Linked DNA regions of Mus musculus: region 1 is linked to region 2. Evidence: chromatin loops called from intact Hi-C (ENCODE). Cell type or tissue: gastrocnemius. All regions are shown on one strand.

Region 1 (8,000 bases), 330 kb before region 2:
GATGAAGAGAAAGAAGAAAGATGAAGACTGAATAAACTGCTGTTAGAAGGACTGGTGGTCGCATCGTTCTTGCTGGTCGAGAGCAGGCGCGACAATTGGTGGCCCGTACGGGGAACTGACTCCCCCACCGAGTTCAGAACTTTCAGCAATCAGTGGTTGCCGGCAGGGTAAGTTCGCGGTGAGTGAAACTTGCGACCCCAGGAGTTTGGGAAGGACCTCGGATAAAATAGAGGTGAGCATAAAGTTGCCAAGAAGTAGGCACAAAGTAACCCAGGAGTTTGGGAAGGACCTCGGATAAAATAGAGGCGAATATAAAGTTGCCAGGAAGCAGGCTTTGGGACAAGTTAAGGTTCCTGGTTTTGGGACAAGTTAAGGTTCCTGGTTTGGGGACAAGTTAAGGAACTATGATAACCTCAGTGTAGTGATCAATAGATCCTCGCTGTGTAGTTATGCTTTTTTCTCCCATTGACCCTTTGTGGGTAGGTCTGATAGTTTTGGTCTTGTTTGTTCTGATATATGGACTCTGTTACTGTTTGAAACTGTGTGTAGAGGCAGTCAAGACAGGTCAGAAAATCCTTACAGAGCAACAAGAAAGTATGTCAGAAGAGGAAAAGGGCTTAAAAAGAAAAAGGAAAAAGAAAGGAGACACAGTGTTATCAGGTGGACAGAAAGGACAAAATAAAAGAGCTGAGGCGGAGGAGGAAGGCGAATTAGCTTTTGCTCCCCCTCCCTATGCCTCCTCGTCAGCCATCTATGGGCAGACCTTCTGTCCGGAGGTCTGGAAAGAGGATAGATTCTCCTTGCTGGGATGTCCTATTTTCACTGATCAAGCTGAATTTGCATGGGATAGAGATATGCTGCTTGATCAAGGTAGATTTGCACAACAACAGACAGGATATCCAGTGCAGGTGTTTGAGCAGGTGAATCAGATTCCTATAAGGGCGTGGAAATCATTGCCTAACAGAGGGGAAGTTAGTGAAAACTTGACTCTCATATTGACTCCCCAGATGGACACACAGGTGATTGAGGTTATGGTCTCATTACCACGAGGTATTGTGTCCATCTCCCCTGGGGATCGACAGGATCAGGTGTTGACGTGGGCGAGAGGGTCTGTTTGTGTGTTTCCACAGGACCAGACGGAACCTCTTTGGGTGCCGGAGAGATTGGTGAGACACTGCAAGAATGAGGCTCCTGATCCAGTTGCCCCTGTGGATGTGGTGGATGATCCCACAAACACAAAGGATGGAGCCGAGATGAGAGATCCTTTCGGTATTCCAGAAGCCGATACCAGCTCGACATGACATTCAAATTTTTCCACGCTTTTTGATCCCTGAATTCCCCTTAAAGAGATAGCCCCGCTGGCTATCTATCCCTTGCTTCAGAGAAGATGAGTGGGGATGAGAGCCCTGGGATGTATGCTTGTTATAGTGTGTGTGTTTTGTGTGTTTGGCACATGTGTTAGGTGCAGAGTGTGCAGGCCCACACTTTCGCCATGGTAGCGTAGGCTTTTGCTGCAGTGGAGGCGGGACAATCTCCTCAGATTCGGTTTGCCGCTCTAAAAGAAATTATGCTGCGTTATGCCGTGGGGTGCGAGGCTAAGCACTGCACAGAGGATAGCTTGCTGTTGGCATCCTGTGGAAGGCACGTCTGATTGCATGAAGGTTCAGTGTCCTAGTTCCCTTCCCCCAGGAAAAACGACACGGGAGCTGGCCAAGACCTCTCTGGGTGATGAGCCTAAGGGATGGTTTTGTGTAGGGCCCCTATGCTTGCACACTGGGGATCAGACCTCTACCTTCACCCATGAGGCTTGCTTGCAGCAATTAAGATCTGGCCATAGGTTAATTAACATCCTGGCCTTTTGATGCACCTGCCGCAAGCAAAACACAATCTCCCCAGGAGTGGCTTGGCATAATAGAGAGGTAGTCAGTGATAAGACTCCCTGGGCATGTCACCAACCTAAGACAGGGATCAAACCAATGCTGTTTGTCACCCAAGGACGGGTAAGGGGCATGGCTGCGGGGGGCTATCTACAGACATTCTCTCTGCCAAAAAAGAAAAAAGGGGGAATTGTGGGGAGCGGGTGTGGCGGCAGTCCCAAAGGCGCCAGGGACTGTAGCTAAGTCATATGACTTGCACCTGACTTCCTCATATAAACCACAAACATCTTGAGAGCTGCGCAGGTGTACCAGGATACTGGTGAATCCATTTTGATGGAGATATGCCCCTGCTGCCCTGATTAGCTGAAGCTGCGTGCCTGGTGAGGTGGCGTGGCCTGCTGTGCGTGGATGGGAACTGAGAGTATAAAAGAGTGAGAGGCCCAGGGTTCGGGGGAGATATAAAAACAAGGGAGATATAAAAACAAGGGAGATATATAAACAAGGGAGATATATGGAGAAAGAAGAAACAGGACTGAATAAATGTGTGCAGAAGGATCCTGTAGCAGCGTCGTTCTTCCTGGCCTGTTGAGCGCGCGCAACAAGTCTGGAACCATAATGATGGCAGGAAAAAACAGACAGACGTCCAGGATCCTGTGTGTTCTGAATGCTGGACAGATAATCTCAAAACAATTATTGGTGGAAATCTTTGTCATCTTAATGTTTATGTCTTATGACTTACTGGTTTTTTTTAAAGTTTGTGAAAAATTGTATTTCCTTTAAAAACAAAAATCAACTTAAAAATCACCTTCTATGTTAAGCATTGGCAATCAATCAATCAATAAAACAGCATCGACCAAGATCCCAGGAATTATTTCATTTTAGAAAAATCAGAATGACCCAGAGAATCATAAAATGTAAACTAGCCTAGCAACTCTGTGTCATGCATTAGTTCATCCATGTCTCAGCCATGGAAATACAGCAAGCATTAAGTGTGCCAGACGTCCCTGACCACCTAGAGTTTATAAGCTAAGAAGAAGATTAAACACAAAGAAGAACATGAAACTCCAAGCGAGATGTTGAGCTCACTGTGTGAAAGAATTAATCAAGTAAGCGAGGTCGAAAGTGCCACCACTGTGTGTTCTATTTTCCCGGTCAGAGAAGGCCCCACCTAGGAAGAGATCTTGAGCAAGGCTGTTGAAAATGTAGACAGTCAGATCGAGGGAAGAAAGGAGCCTACAAAGCTTGGGAAACAGGTGCGGATGCCTGTCCAGGTAGGGAATACTGAGCTCATCGATGGATCAGTGAATCAGCAAGGAAGCCCCATGTACCTGGAAAGAACAACCGATGAGACAATCAGACAGAGGGACTGACAGCATAGATCATATTGCAACTTTGGAGGGGAAACTTTGACTTCAAGTGGGCAGAGAAGTGCCCTGACTTTGCAGAAAGCGTGACTGCACCACGGGAGAAGAGGAACCTATGAGTGTGAGCGCATAATGTAGAGATTGCTAATTCAAATTCAGGTGATGAGATCAACCCAAGCCTACAGTTAAAGGGCGGTAAAAGTAATGGTGTTTCAAAGGAAGTTGATGAGACTGGCTTGTGGACATGGGTCTGAATGATTCTAAACCAGGTGAGGTAAAAGAAAGAGAACTCCACAATGCACGTAGTGGCACGAAGTCTAAAGCTCAGTACCTTCTGTGAGCCGAACAACTACCAAGAATTTTCAGAAGGGGCTGGTGATGCACAAGGGAGAATTAAGAATGTGGTTGGGCGTCAACTTTCCTACTGTGGTTCTTCGGCAAAATACAACGGTCAGTGCATCATGGGATATGCTAGCAAGGACATCAAGGTAATCGAGATCTATCTAGGGCAATATTGATGTCTTCTCATTATAAATGACATTTAAATCAGTAAGATTTGAAAAGGCCATTCGGGAGCTGGCTTTACAACGGGAAGAGCCCAAGAGTAAGTTTTAGCATGTACCACTGTTTAGAAAGCCGTTTTAATAAGCAAGGTGTTCATTTTAGTCTTAGTAAGAAGTATGTAGAAGTAAGAAATATGTAGATAATGTACGAGTAATTTTTCTGTTACTGTGACAAACATCATGACCAGAAGCAATTCACAGAAGGAAGAGTTTATTTGCTTACGGTTGCAGGAGGGTAAAGGTCTGTCCTGGTAGATAAGCACAGCAGCAAGCAATAGTCATGGCAGCAGGAGCAGGAAGCCGGGAGATTACACCTCTTACTGCATCGAGGAAGCAAAGAGGGAGAGGGCAGTAGAGCATGCTATGAACTCTCAAAGCCTTCCTCCTGTGACTTACTTTCCCCAGCAAGGCATGTCCGCTAAGCCTCTCCAAAAAGAGCGACCAACTAGGGGCTGAATGCCTATCGAAGACATTTCTTATCCAAACTATTACAGGTAGCATGAGCAGGAGCAACACATGTTATGACAGCCATGGAAATTCTTCTCCATGTTTATTCCCCAACACAAGAGAGGTGTGTCAGCGGGCACTTAGGAAACTCAGTCTCTAGCCCCTGAACTAAAAAAACTCTTCAGAAATCTAGATGAATTGGTAGAAACCAGATTGTAATCCCTGTGATACCTCTAGGCATATAAAACCAGATACTATTTTTGTCTCTTAAGACATAGAAAGAAAGAAATAGTATCTCTGTCATATTTAGGTGAAGAGCTGTAATGCTCCCGGCATTCCTGGCTGGATTGGAGCCCTATGGAACCTACTCCTCTGGCTCTGCTTCACCCTCCTCGGTCTGGCTTGGCAGACAGAGGCATCAGATGTCCTGGAGGGAAGCGGGCAGACACCAGAAGACAGTTTATAGCTATCAACACTAGTTCTGTCCTATTTAGTTGAAGAGCTGTGAGCATTCACCGAGTGCTACGACAGCTGGCACTCGGCCAACTGTCTCTGTGTTGGGTCTCTTCCAGGATTTCTCCACCTCCTCTTCTCTTCCTTCATACTGGCCGAGTCACTAGTAAGTGACCCCACATCCAACGTATGTCCCACACATATGATTCCCTCCAGATCTCTTTCTGCTCATCCCTCAGGCTTAGAGGGATGGACAGCAAAGAGACTCTCTCCCTCTCTTCTTCTCTCCCTCCCCTTTACTTCCCCTCCCCCTCCCCCTCCCTTCCCTTTCCCCCTCCCCCCTCCTGATTATAAGATACAGTAGTAGCCACCCTGCAGCTACCTCCGTCATTAACTCTTATCTCTGTAATGTAAGTTTCTTAAACTCTTCTTAAACTTCCTCGATTGAGTGTATCAGCATTTTCCTGCCAGGAACCCTGAGAAGCACAGCTTTAGAATACTGTCTCTTTACCTCGTCACCACGGTGACACTATGCCAAGTTTAGAATTTTGTCACATTAGCCCTCAACAACAAGCACAACACTATGACACAGTACTCTGCTCCATATGACAAACAAGGAAATTGGAAAATTGACCCAAGTCACACTTTAAAAGGGGTAGTCAGATTTTAACGCCTTTATTGGTCTCCAAAGCTTATAGTATTAATCATTTTACCACACTGAAAAGAAAAATCAGTTACAATTAACTGTAATTACAAAGTCACTTACAGTAATAAAGCTATAAAAATTTAAAAATAATTTTAGAAAATTATCTCCTTATTTCATGAGTCACTGGTGTTTGAGTCCTGTCCTGTCTATAACATTTTTGGGGGAATTTTAAAAATTGAGGCTTAGAGTTTAAGAATTTTTAAAAGTCAGAATCAATAACAAACTAGGATGTGGATATTTCAAAGGATGAAAATATTCATATTGTGATGCAATTGAAAAACTGTAGACATGAAAATGGTTTCTCCTCATTGACAAGGAAAAGTTATAACTATTTAATATACTTTAAGGGTCAGCGTGATGAGTAGTTTACACATATTTTCCATGAGTGCAGTGGAGTGACAGGAGCTTCCCATGCATTGTACACATTGCATGTTAATTTGCTGCTATAATTAATGTCATTGTTAGAGACTCCACAGAAGCAAACCAAAGTCAAACCACTGGGTTGCCCAATGTTTCTGATAATCCCTGTGATTTAGTCACTAACCAACAAACGAAAACTTCTTAAAGTAAAGGCTTTAGATGGAAAACTAAGCCAGGAGTTACTTTGCAGCAAGTTAAAATTATGCCATATGTGCTTATTCTTAAAAATATATATATATGGTTAGGGAGTTAAGACAGAATACATAAAACTATCATTTAATTTGTGAGATAGAGCCCATTTATGAATGAAGTGATATGTGCAACAGCAAATACAAAAGGAGAGGAGAGGCCTGGAGTGTTCTGAGTTTGTTCCTGGAGGAGGCACACTCTCAGTTGCCCACTCTGTTGGCACAGCTTTAACCCCTCCCTTTCTAACTTCAAGACAATAATTATTGAGCTGACGGTATAGTACACTGGAGGAGTGATAACCCCGTATACGTAAGGACCTTGGTGTGGTCTCCAGAACTTCAGTAAAACATTAAAATGTACATTATTAACTACCTAGTAGATGTTATTCTTCCATTCTTCAGAGATGAATTGTAATTTAAAATGGCTACTTCGTAAAGGGAATCACTCTTTTAAGCAATTTGTTTTTCTGATTTGTCTGGAGGATTCTTGCCACTCCAGGTGTCCTGGGGAAGTCAGAGCAAGCAGATTCTTCTCAGAATTCACACACACTCATCAGCTGTCCAACTTTCTTCAGACGGCTCAGCAACAGGCAGGCACGCAGGCAGACAGCAGATTATAGGAAACACCCCCCAGCTTCCACCTCAAGCCTACTGCCACTCAGAAAAGAGGTTATCGCTACCTGGGGATCAAGTTCAGGCAATGAGAAAGAAACGACAAGTGTAAACCTCTAGGGATCCAGGACTTCCCTTTCCTCATCTTCCTCATGGTGCCTTTTGTGTGGCTTGCTGAAATACTGCAGATGCTCCACTCACGACAGTGTAGTGCAGAGCATCCCAGGGGGCAAATGTATGCTATGGATCTCTAAGCTAAGAAAGCAGCAGGAGAGAAAGGGGACCTTCTTTGCTATAATACCTAAGACTCTTCCCTTCTATGTTCTTCAAGAACCTTTCTGTTCACCTAAAAGGCAGAGTCTCTCAGCCAGCCCATAGTAGACACTACTGTTTGCTCTACATGTCTGGCCATGTCCTGCAGGAGCGTGTAGGAGGATGTTTCATTCTCCAGACAGGTCAGGCCACTCCTGCATGCTGAGCAAGTGATTCCATCTGCACAATGTCCTAACACACAGACGGGACAAGGGACATAGAAAGATAAGGGAGAACATGACTCTCTCCTTAGAAACTCAAAATTGTAACAAAGTACCTGGTAGTCCAGGGTCAAAGAGCTGGGGGCATTAGTGTCAAGTCTTAGCTGGGCGTGTGGTTGAGGAAACATGAGGAAAGACATTAAAATGCCATGTCACAGCCCAGAACAAAGGTTTTTGAAGTGTTGGGTTTTCCACTCCCATTTAAAGAGGCCATGCTCATATGAACTTATGCATGAACATATCTATTTCAGAAGCTTGAATTTAAATGCAAAATCTCAAGGTGTGCCAGGGTACCTGATGAAAGGCGGTGATTTATAAGCCTATATTAAAGCCATGAGGACCCTGTCTCAAAACAAAACTGAGCAGGCTTTTCTGCAGCATAATATAACAGGCTACACACTCAACAACCTGTCCTCCATTTGACCCGGATGCAGGTGGAGCTGAGATAATCACCAAGGATGAAAGGCAGAAGTGTATGAGGCCACATTGATTCCCCTGGTGTCGAGAAAATTCTAATGAGATGTCATAGCCATATAAAAATATTGTATTACAATTGTAATCAGCTTAAAAAAAAAAAAAAAACAAGACCCTCCTATGCTAGTCCTTCGTCCACAAGCAGGTAATAAACCTGTAAGCAATACAGGCCATTCTTGAGAGACTCTCACCCACAAATCTGCAAAGTATATTTTGCAGTTCCAGGTCAACAAAAACAGGGGTAGGTGTATGTGGTGGTTTGCATATGGTTGGCCCAGGGAGTGGCACTATTTGGAGGTGTGGCCTTTTTGGGGTAGGTGTGGCCTTGTTAGAAGTGTGTCAGTGTGGGCATGGTCTTTAAGA
Region 2 (8,000 bases):
TTCATAAAAGTGATAGTCTTATTACTATTTAATGATGTCTTATTCTAAATGGATTACTAAAAAATAGAAGTGCTCTCAATGATTACCATATCATTAAAAGTTCTTCAGGGTCCTCCAGTGAGTTCTAAGTATCCAGTGAGTCCACAGAGCTTACAATCAAGGCTCTAGAATATGGAATGTACAAACATAAGGGAAATAGCCTCCTAGACAACACTTAACTGAAGAAGGGAAGAAGCGGAGGGGACGGTTGGTCAGATGGTCAAGCGTTCTTAGAGACATTCCCATGTTTTCATAGCCCCATCAGCTAATTATTCTTTTCACAGCCACAACTAAGACGTACTTTTATCCCCCCATAAACAAAACCACTCATTTGCTCAAACAAAGATTTGCTAGCACTTTCCAGTTGCATACAAACTCTTTTGTTTCACAAAATAGTCACTTCAGGATCCTGTGTTCACAAGAGTTTTAAATGAGGATTTAATTTTAATTGGAGAAGATGGCTGGAACTATTGGCAGCCTGGGCTGAGGCTGTAGTAAAAGCACATGGATATCACACATACACACACACACACACACACACACACACATATATATATTATACACACACACGTATTTGTGGGTCATTCCAAGAATAATGAGTAGCCTACTGCCTAAGTCATCTGTCTCACATTCCTAGAAGCCTGTTGTTTTTTTTATTTTCATATGACTTATATTTGGGGGTTAATGATACCAGTAAAACTTACATCAAATCAATGGTTTAAATATAACAAAGCAAATGGTTTTGGTTTTAGTTTGTTTGCTCGTTTTCAAGGTCTAGGGGTGGAACATGAGGCCTTGTCTATGCCAATAAAGACATCTACCCATTGAGTTACAGCTTTAGCCACTACAGTGTTCATATTGATCAAGGAAGACTACTAAAGAGAATGGAAGTTTCATGCATGCACGCATATGTCCTTTAAACAGATATTAGTCTGCCTACTTCTTCCAGTAACCCTTATACCCTTACCTACCCAGAGAGAGAGAGAGAGAGAGAGAGAGAGAGAGAGAGAAAGGGAGGGGGAAGGGAGAAGAGGGGGGAGGAGGAGGGGGAGGAGGAGTAGGGGGGAGGAGGAGGAGGAAGGAAAAGATCACTGTTCTTCATTATTCTATAGTAATCCTTTTCCCAAGAGCCCAGAGCCACACACTTGAACAATATAGCCTTCTCCTGTATCCCTATAGACTCTGTCCTGTCTGAGGCAGGTTTGCCATTACTCCTCAAGTCTCATCACCATTGTCAAACTCTACCCAACCTTATCTAGACTCCCCTCCAAGGCTTCACACACAGGCTAATGCCAAGGTGGCCTAGTGGTCAAACCCCAACTAAAGAAGGAGCATCTGAGATGAGCTAAGTCCGTGGGAATTTAGACTTCTCTGTTTCAGTTCCCCGGACCTCTGTGAAAAGAAGAATACTCCCTGTAGCTATTTACCTCGTGGCACAGAAGAATTTTGAAAATACTTCGTCTCTGGTCACTTCCTTATTCACATTTTCCCCCATCCCACCAAACACTACACATCTCTCAAGTAGTATTTCAGGCTCCGCCATCTTGAAATGATTTCTCGTGACCACTCTTCCTCAAGGCTTAAAATATCTTGTGCTGTAATAGACACAGCACTATGCATTTGGGTTTTTTTTTTCCCATATAACCTTGAACTTGAATCATTTCCCCTGCAGTTCCTCTTTGGCATATAAAACAATATGTCCTGGGGTTCAAAGGTGAATAAGTTGTGAGTAATATTTCTCATGTTTCTCTATAAGATAGCTGTACTTGGTTATATTGAGAGCATTGCAGAAATATCATATCTAAAAACACCTAAGTCTGGTGATGTAAGATTAAAATGTGTGGGGTTTTTGTATTCAGGAGAACCTCAGCTTTGGAGCTCTGCTTCCTCTTCCTTCAATTCGGGGGGTGGGGGGGGTGACTCGGGGAGGGGGAAGACTCACAGAGCATTGCTACAGGTGACAGTGTCTCCAGCTGGTATTTATCTATTTATTTGTTTACTTACTTATTTAGTGTATGAGTATTTTTTTCTGCATGTATGCCCAGGCACCATGGGCATACATTGTCTATGGAGGACCAAAGACGGTGTCAAAGGACCTGAAACTTGAGTAACAGACAATTGTGAGCCACCATGTGGGTGCTGGGAATTGAACCTGGGTTCTCTGGAAAAACAGCCAGTGCTCTTAACCACTGAGCCATCTCAACAGCTCCTTGGTCTTTCTAATATAAAAGAAAGTCAAAGAAAGACAAAGAAAGACCAAGTGCTCAAAGAAAGTCAAACTTCAATCATCATTATTCCGGGGGCCTATTTGCTGCCATTACTTGCCACAGACTATCACGACTTTCCTGGGGTTCCTCTGTGCTCACTACCTACAAAACTCAGGCTTGCTCATCATGATGGTGTGTCCAGGATCCAAGTTCTGGAAGATAGAGATGTTATTTCTCCAGGAAAAAGGTTATCTCTTGATGCTTCTCCCCTTCATCTGGCCACTGACTTGGGGGAGATGCATTTACATGTGTGTGATCTGACATACATGCTCTTACAGCTCATGCAATCCATGGTTTCCAGTTTCCATGTGGATTTTTCAAGGTCATAATTGAGGTCAGTCTGTAGACTTCAGGAGAAGCAATGCCATGAAGGATAAGCCAGGAGGAGAATTTCGAAGGCTCATCACATCATGACTTGCAAAGCCAATGCCAGCTGAGGTCAGGCAGGTGACTTTCATGACGGGACCAAGTAGAGCAAGCCATGCCAGCTCTCTAGACCACTAATGGGATTAGACTCTCACAGGCAGCCAGACGTCTGTCTGAATGTGAAAATGCCCAGTCTACATTTCCCTTTTCAATGTTATTGTTGTTCTGTTTCTGTTTTTTTTTTAGTTCAAATTTACAGAAAAGCTTAAACAATAATTCCTGAAATCCTTCATTCTCATCATTTAAATTCATTCAGATTTTTAACATTTTGACGCATCACACGTGTTTATATAAATACTTCATAAACCACCTGAGTACATAAACTATGTAAAATGGAATAACTAGTTCTTAAATTTTTCAGTATGCATCTCTTACAAAATGATTATCAAGCCTACAAACCATAACAGTTGTATATTATTGATGGCTCATCTTGAAATTTCTTCATCTTGGTCCAAATTATTTTGGAATCCTTGTTTTTATTCCAAATCAAAGGTCTAATAAAGATTAAAACCTTGCTTTGGTTATGTGCTGTTGGCATAAATGTCCCCTGATGCTTTAAATACACACTTGAAATTTTTATACATGTATACAATGTATCTTGATCATATTCACCCTTTTTCTGCACCCAGGACTTTTCAGCACATCTCCTTCTCATTTCCAGGTGCTCATTTTCTAGTTATTAATTAATTGATTAATTAACTGAGCCCACAGAGTGCAATTAGTACTGCCAGTGTGCACATGAGTGTTAGGTCACCCACTGGAGCATGGGGGACCTGCTGTGGCCATACTCCTCAAAGCAAGATGATGCTCCTCCCTCAGCAGCCATCAACTACCAATAACTTGTCAACTGGGACAGGACAAGATTTAATGAATCAGGACATAACGATATTACCACGTGATAATATCGTTAGGAGGCGAGTGTGAGAGAATAATGTGACCTGAGCTTACATACAGATGTGCAGGAGTCCAGGTGAAGTTACGGGGAAGGCAGGAATTGAGAGAAGTGGGTGCTGTGTGCGACTATAGATGTCTTCCAAGTTAATAAAACAGTGTCACTTGCCACTGAGGGTTTGGAATATGGAATATTAAAGCACTTACCTAGAGTAAGTCTATAGGTTCAATACCCAGAACTCAAGAAAGTTTTAAAAAAATGTCTTTTTTTTTTTTTTTTTTAACCCTAAGGGTTGGAAACCCAATGAAATGCTTTAAGCAAATGTGATTCGTTTATCACAGAGAGATCGTGACAGGCCTACGGGGAAAGGATCCTATTTGAAGAAAAGCAGTACTGTAAGAGGCTGTGTTAGTGCCAGACAGGAAGACTAGAGGCAGTGCTCGGTGGGGGAGGGGAGGGCGAAATTCCAAAGATACTTGGGAGGCTGAGAGACAGGGACACGCTGACAGGAGGTAAGACTGTGAGTCAGAAAAAGGAGTCTAAAACAGATTGCCAACTCATGTGTCTCATGTCCGGTCGGCCGGACAGCCAGAGAACATTGACCGGTGTGTGTTCACTGGATCGGAAAGACAGGGACCAGGGAGCGTGAGGATAAGAGGTTAACAAGAAACACAGTGAGCAGTCAGGGGTAGGGTGCAAGCCAGATGGGGCCTCTCCAGGCACTCCAGCCCTATAGGGAACTTGCTATCCAAATCAAAGGGGTGGAGCCAGAAGGAAGGGGAGGAAACATTGCGGTTTTGCTGAAAGTCTTCCCTGTGTTCTCAGCTGACCTTGAGGCTTTCCTTTCCCCACTTTAAAAAAAAAAAAATCTGGTCAAGACATTCATCAAGAATGAAGAAACTGTGACTATTCTCGAATCTTCTATTTTAAACATTTAATCTTTTTTTTAATTTTCCTTATATTTTTCTATCAAATACTGATGTCATCAAATTGTACTTTTTGTGCAAAGAAAAACTCTAGATAAACCAAGTTAAACCATTCGTGTGGGAGGTCATAATTAGATATCAAATCCTTCCGTGTCTCCCCCCCCCCATTCCTATTCAAATTCATAGCCTCTTTTATTTTCACTGTTGCTACTTAGATATATTTCTAAATTCATAAATACAACCCGCTCGATCTGTATAATGGTACTCATATGTACATTCTTCTGCGCTGACATTTGTTATTGCCAGCCAGTCCGTGTGCATTTCCCTGGGAAAGAGTATCTCTCCTGGATTCAGCATTCCTTAGTCGCCTTTATGTCTTAATGTAGGGTTGAGACCTCATCACTATTTTTTTTTTTTTTTTTTTTTGTCCATGTTGATTCTGTTGTTGTTGTTAATATTTGGATATCTATGTACCTCAACTGTGTGCAGTACCCATGGAGAACAGAAGAGGGCACCACAATCCACGGGAACTGGGGGTCCAGCAGATGCTGAGCCACTGTTTGGGTACCCAGGTCCTCGGGATAAACAACCAGTGTCCTTAAGCAGTAAGCACTGTCTCCAGCCCTGGCCCTGTAGGTTTTTTAAAGTCTTATTCTCCAATGTAACTATGTCTCTAGGATCTTTAGAAGCTCAGAGATGGAAACTAACTCCGCCAGAGAGTTTTTTAAAAGAAAAGAGAAATGAGACGAATAATGTCGAGGTTTTTTTAAAAAGGACAAAATACAGAAGAGAAAAGCCACTGCCGTTTGGGGGGGGGTTCTTTGTTTGTTTGTTTGTTTTTGTTTTTTGGGTTTTTTTGTTGGTGGTGAGTTTTTTGTTTGTTTGGGGGTTTTGTTTGGGGGTTTTGTTTTGTTTGTTTGTTGTTTGTTGTTTTTGTTTTTGTTTGGTTTTTCGAGACAGGGTTTCTCTGTGTAGCCTTGGCTGTCCTGGAACTCACTTTGTAGACCAGGCTGGCCTCGAACACAGAAATCCACCTGCCTCTGCCTCCCAAGTGCTGGGATTAAAGGCATGTGCCACCATGCCCGGCTTGTTTTTGTTTTTGTTTTTGTTTTTCACACATTACATAGGAGCCAGTCCTGCACGGTATGGCTTGTGATGTTTCTCTCTGCGTGCAGAAGTCTTGAGGTAAGGAAGAAGAAGTGGCCACAAAAGCCAAAGGGAATCAGCAGACTTCACATTGTCTCCCCATTCCTACAGAACCCACTCCCCTCTCCATCCCCCGTGGGTCTGGGCACCATGCAGCCTAACGCCGCAGACTGTAAGCTCAGTGGAGGGAGGGATGTCTTTTTTGGATGAGCTGTGGTCGGGACATATTCGGTTCACAAAGCTCTTGACCATCACGAAGGCATCTCGAACTTTCCCTGAGACATCCATTCATTTGAACTTCACCTACTCCACGTCAGTTTTGGTGGTGGAAGGGCGTGACCCTGCTGCCAAATTCACTCCTTTGCTGAACAGCCAGAAGGGAGCCCCAGAGCTATCAAACTGCACTTAGATCCCTGTCACGAAGGAAGCTGTTAGGACTGTGTTGAAGGCAGACTCTTGGCCAAATGAGTTTCATTCCCAAACAGGCTTTAAAGGCCAGAAGAACTAACATAGCCACCAACACCAGATCACCATATTTGAAACAGGACTGCCTTGGGCGTCGGTTTCAGGTTGGTCACTATTTTTTTTAAAGACCCAGAATATTAAATATTATTTTTCAATTGAGTTGGAGTGTTTTAATTGCTAAAATGAAGCAACAATAATAGTAAGTTCTCCATCTAATGTGGAAACAGAGAAGCAAGCATGTGGACAACAACGGATGTGAGCAGTTATCATTTTCCTGGTCCAGTGGAACGGGGTCTGATTTCTCAACCTGAGCGAGGGTGGGCTGAGTTAGAGGAATTTGCAGAGGTAGTGAAGGAGGGCTCTGATACCCCACACACTCATTTGATCCTCCCAGGCCCTGCCCCGCTCTACACTGACTCGTCTTTCCTTGTGTTGTGCCCTAGAGCAGCGCAGGATGGGGGATAGCAGCTTGGGCTTGGCATCCGTACCCACAAAGTTAGAGACGTGATTTTATTTCTATTTAACTGTTCAGGTTTTCCTGTGATTTACCAAAGCTTTTACTGGGAAGTAAGCACGAGAATAATGAAAACATTATCTATCAGTTTCTTCTTAAAATTATGTTGTGTGTGTGTGTGTGTGTGTGTGTGTGTGTGTGTGTGTGTGTGTGAAAGAGAGAGAGAGACAGAGAGACAGAGAGACAGAGAGATCACTTGAGCACATTCACAGTACCTTTTATCTTATTTGCAACATGGTCTCTTCTCCATCCAGCACTCTATACACCACTCACTCACTATACAGCAGGACTACAAGCTTCCTAACTTGCAACATGGTTGCTGCCACAGGGCTTTATCTGAGTTCCTATGATTCAAAGTTAATTCCTCATGCTTGCATGATAAGCACTTTCCCCAGTGAGGCCTTTCCGCCAGCCTAGCAGGTTTCTTTTAGGACATAATGAAAGCAATTCTTTCCAACTCTTCCGTTAACACTATCTCCAGAAGGATTCAAGGTGACAAAAGAAAAAAGAAAAAAAATGCACTCTTTATGATGTGTCTTCTTGCCTCTAGATCAGTGGTTCTCAACCGGTGAGTCGCAACCCCACATATCAGATAGCCTTCGTATCAGTTAATTATATCATGATTCATAACAGTAACAAGATTACAGCTATGAAATTGCAATGAAAATAATTTTATGATCAGGAGTTACCATACTATGAGGACCTGTACTCAAGGGTTGCAGCATTAGGAGAGCTGAAAAACCACTGCTGCAGTTGGAGGAACAAATGTCAAGGCAATATGTTATCCTGAAAGTATAGGGAAGGCGCTCTGCCTTTGCCATATCTACTACACAAACAAAAAACCCAACATTCTCAGACTGCTCTATCCTAGAAGATGTCAAAACACCCACCAAAAGGATGTGGGGGTAAAGACCCTCACAGGAACCCTATGGAAGGATGGGCTTCAGCCCCAAGCCTCTACTTTCAGTTTCCTTAGGGAGGAAAAAGAGGCATCCTGATTGACAGCTGGTGAGGGATGCAGAGGGAGGAGCTGAGGTTCATAGTAACTTCTTTTGTTTGTCCATTTCACAGCCCTTATCAAAATATAGGAATCTCTTGTTCTGAGAGCTGTCTGAAGTAGGTCACTGGCAGGAGAGCGCGAGTCAGTTAGTGTTCACTCATCTATGAAGGCAGATCTTCCTGGGAGGACAGTGGGAGGCTCTAGTATGACATCTACAAGGTCTACTTGCCTGGTTCGCTTTGCTGGGCTGGGGATAGTACTTGGCTTACAAAGGTGGTCTTTCATGTTATGAAGGAAGGAAGAAATTAAGTAAAACTTGCTAAAA

Evidence for each region. Hi-C counts contacts between places; a loop is a spot of excess contacts. Peaks named below come from ENCODE experiments on the same cell type or tissue, not always from the same donor. Only the 100,000 strongest peaks of a DNase experiment are listed, where the experiment ranks them.
Region 1: it touches region 2 in a loop (4-fold over the local background); 20 of 42 quality-filtered maps call a loop at or near these places.

What each region holds. Positions count from the first base shown.
Region 1 is chr15:6,226,734-6,234,733 of GRCm38, forward strand. No RefSeq gene overlaps it. Among named protein-coding and RNA genes, the nearest start is that of Gm16311, 79 kb to the right of the region's middle. In gastrocnemius, no CTCF peak of the experiment used is centred here; a DNase peak (open chromatin) is centred at 4,746.
Region 2 is chr15:6,560,994-6,568,993 of GRCm38, forward strand. It overlaps a transcript of Fyb not described here. Among named protein-coding and RNA genes, the nearest start is that of Fyb, 15 kb to the right of the region's middle. In gastrocnemius, no CTCF peak of the experiment used is centred here; a DNase peak (open chromatin) is centred at 4,092; H3K4me3 peaks cover 473 bases; H3K27ac peaks cover 426 bases.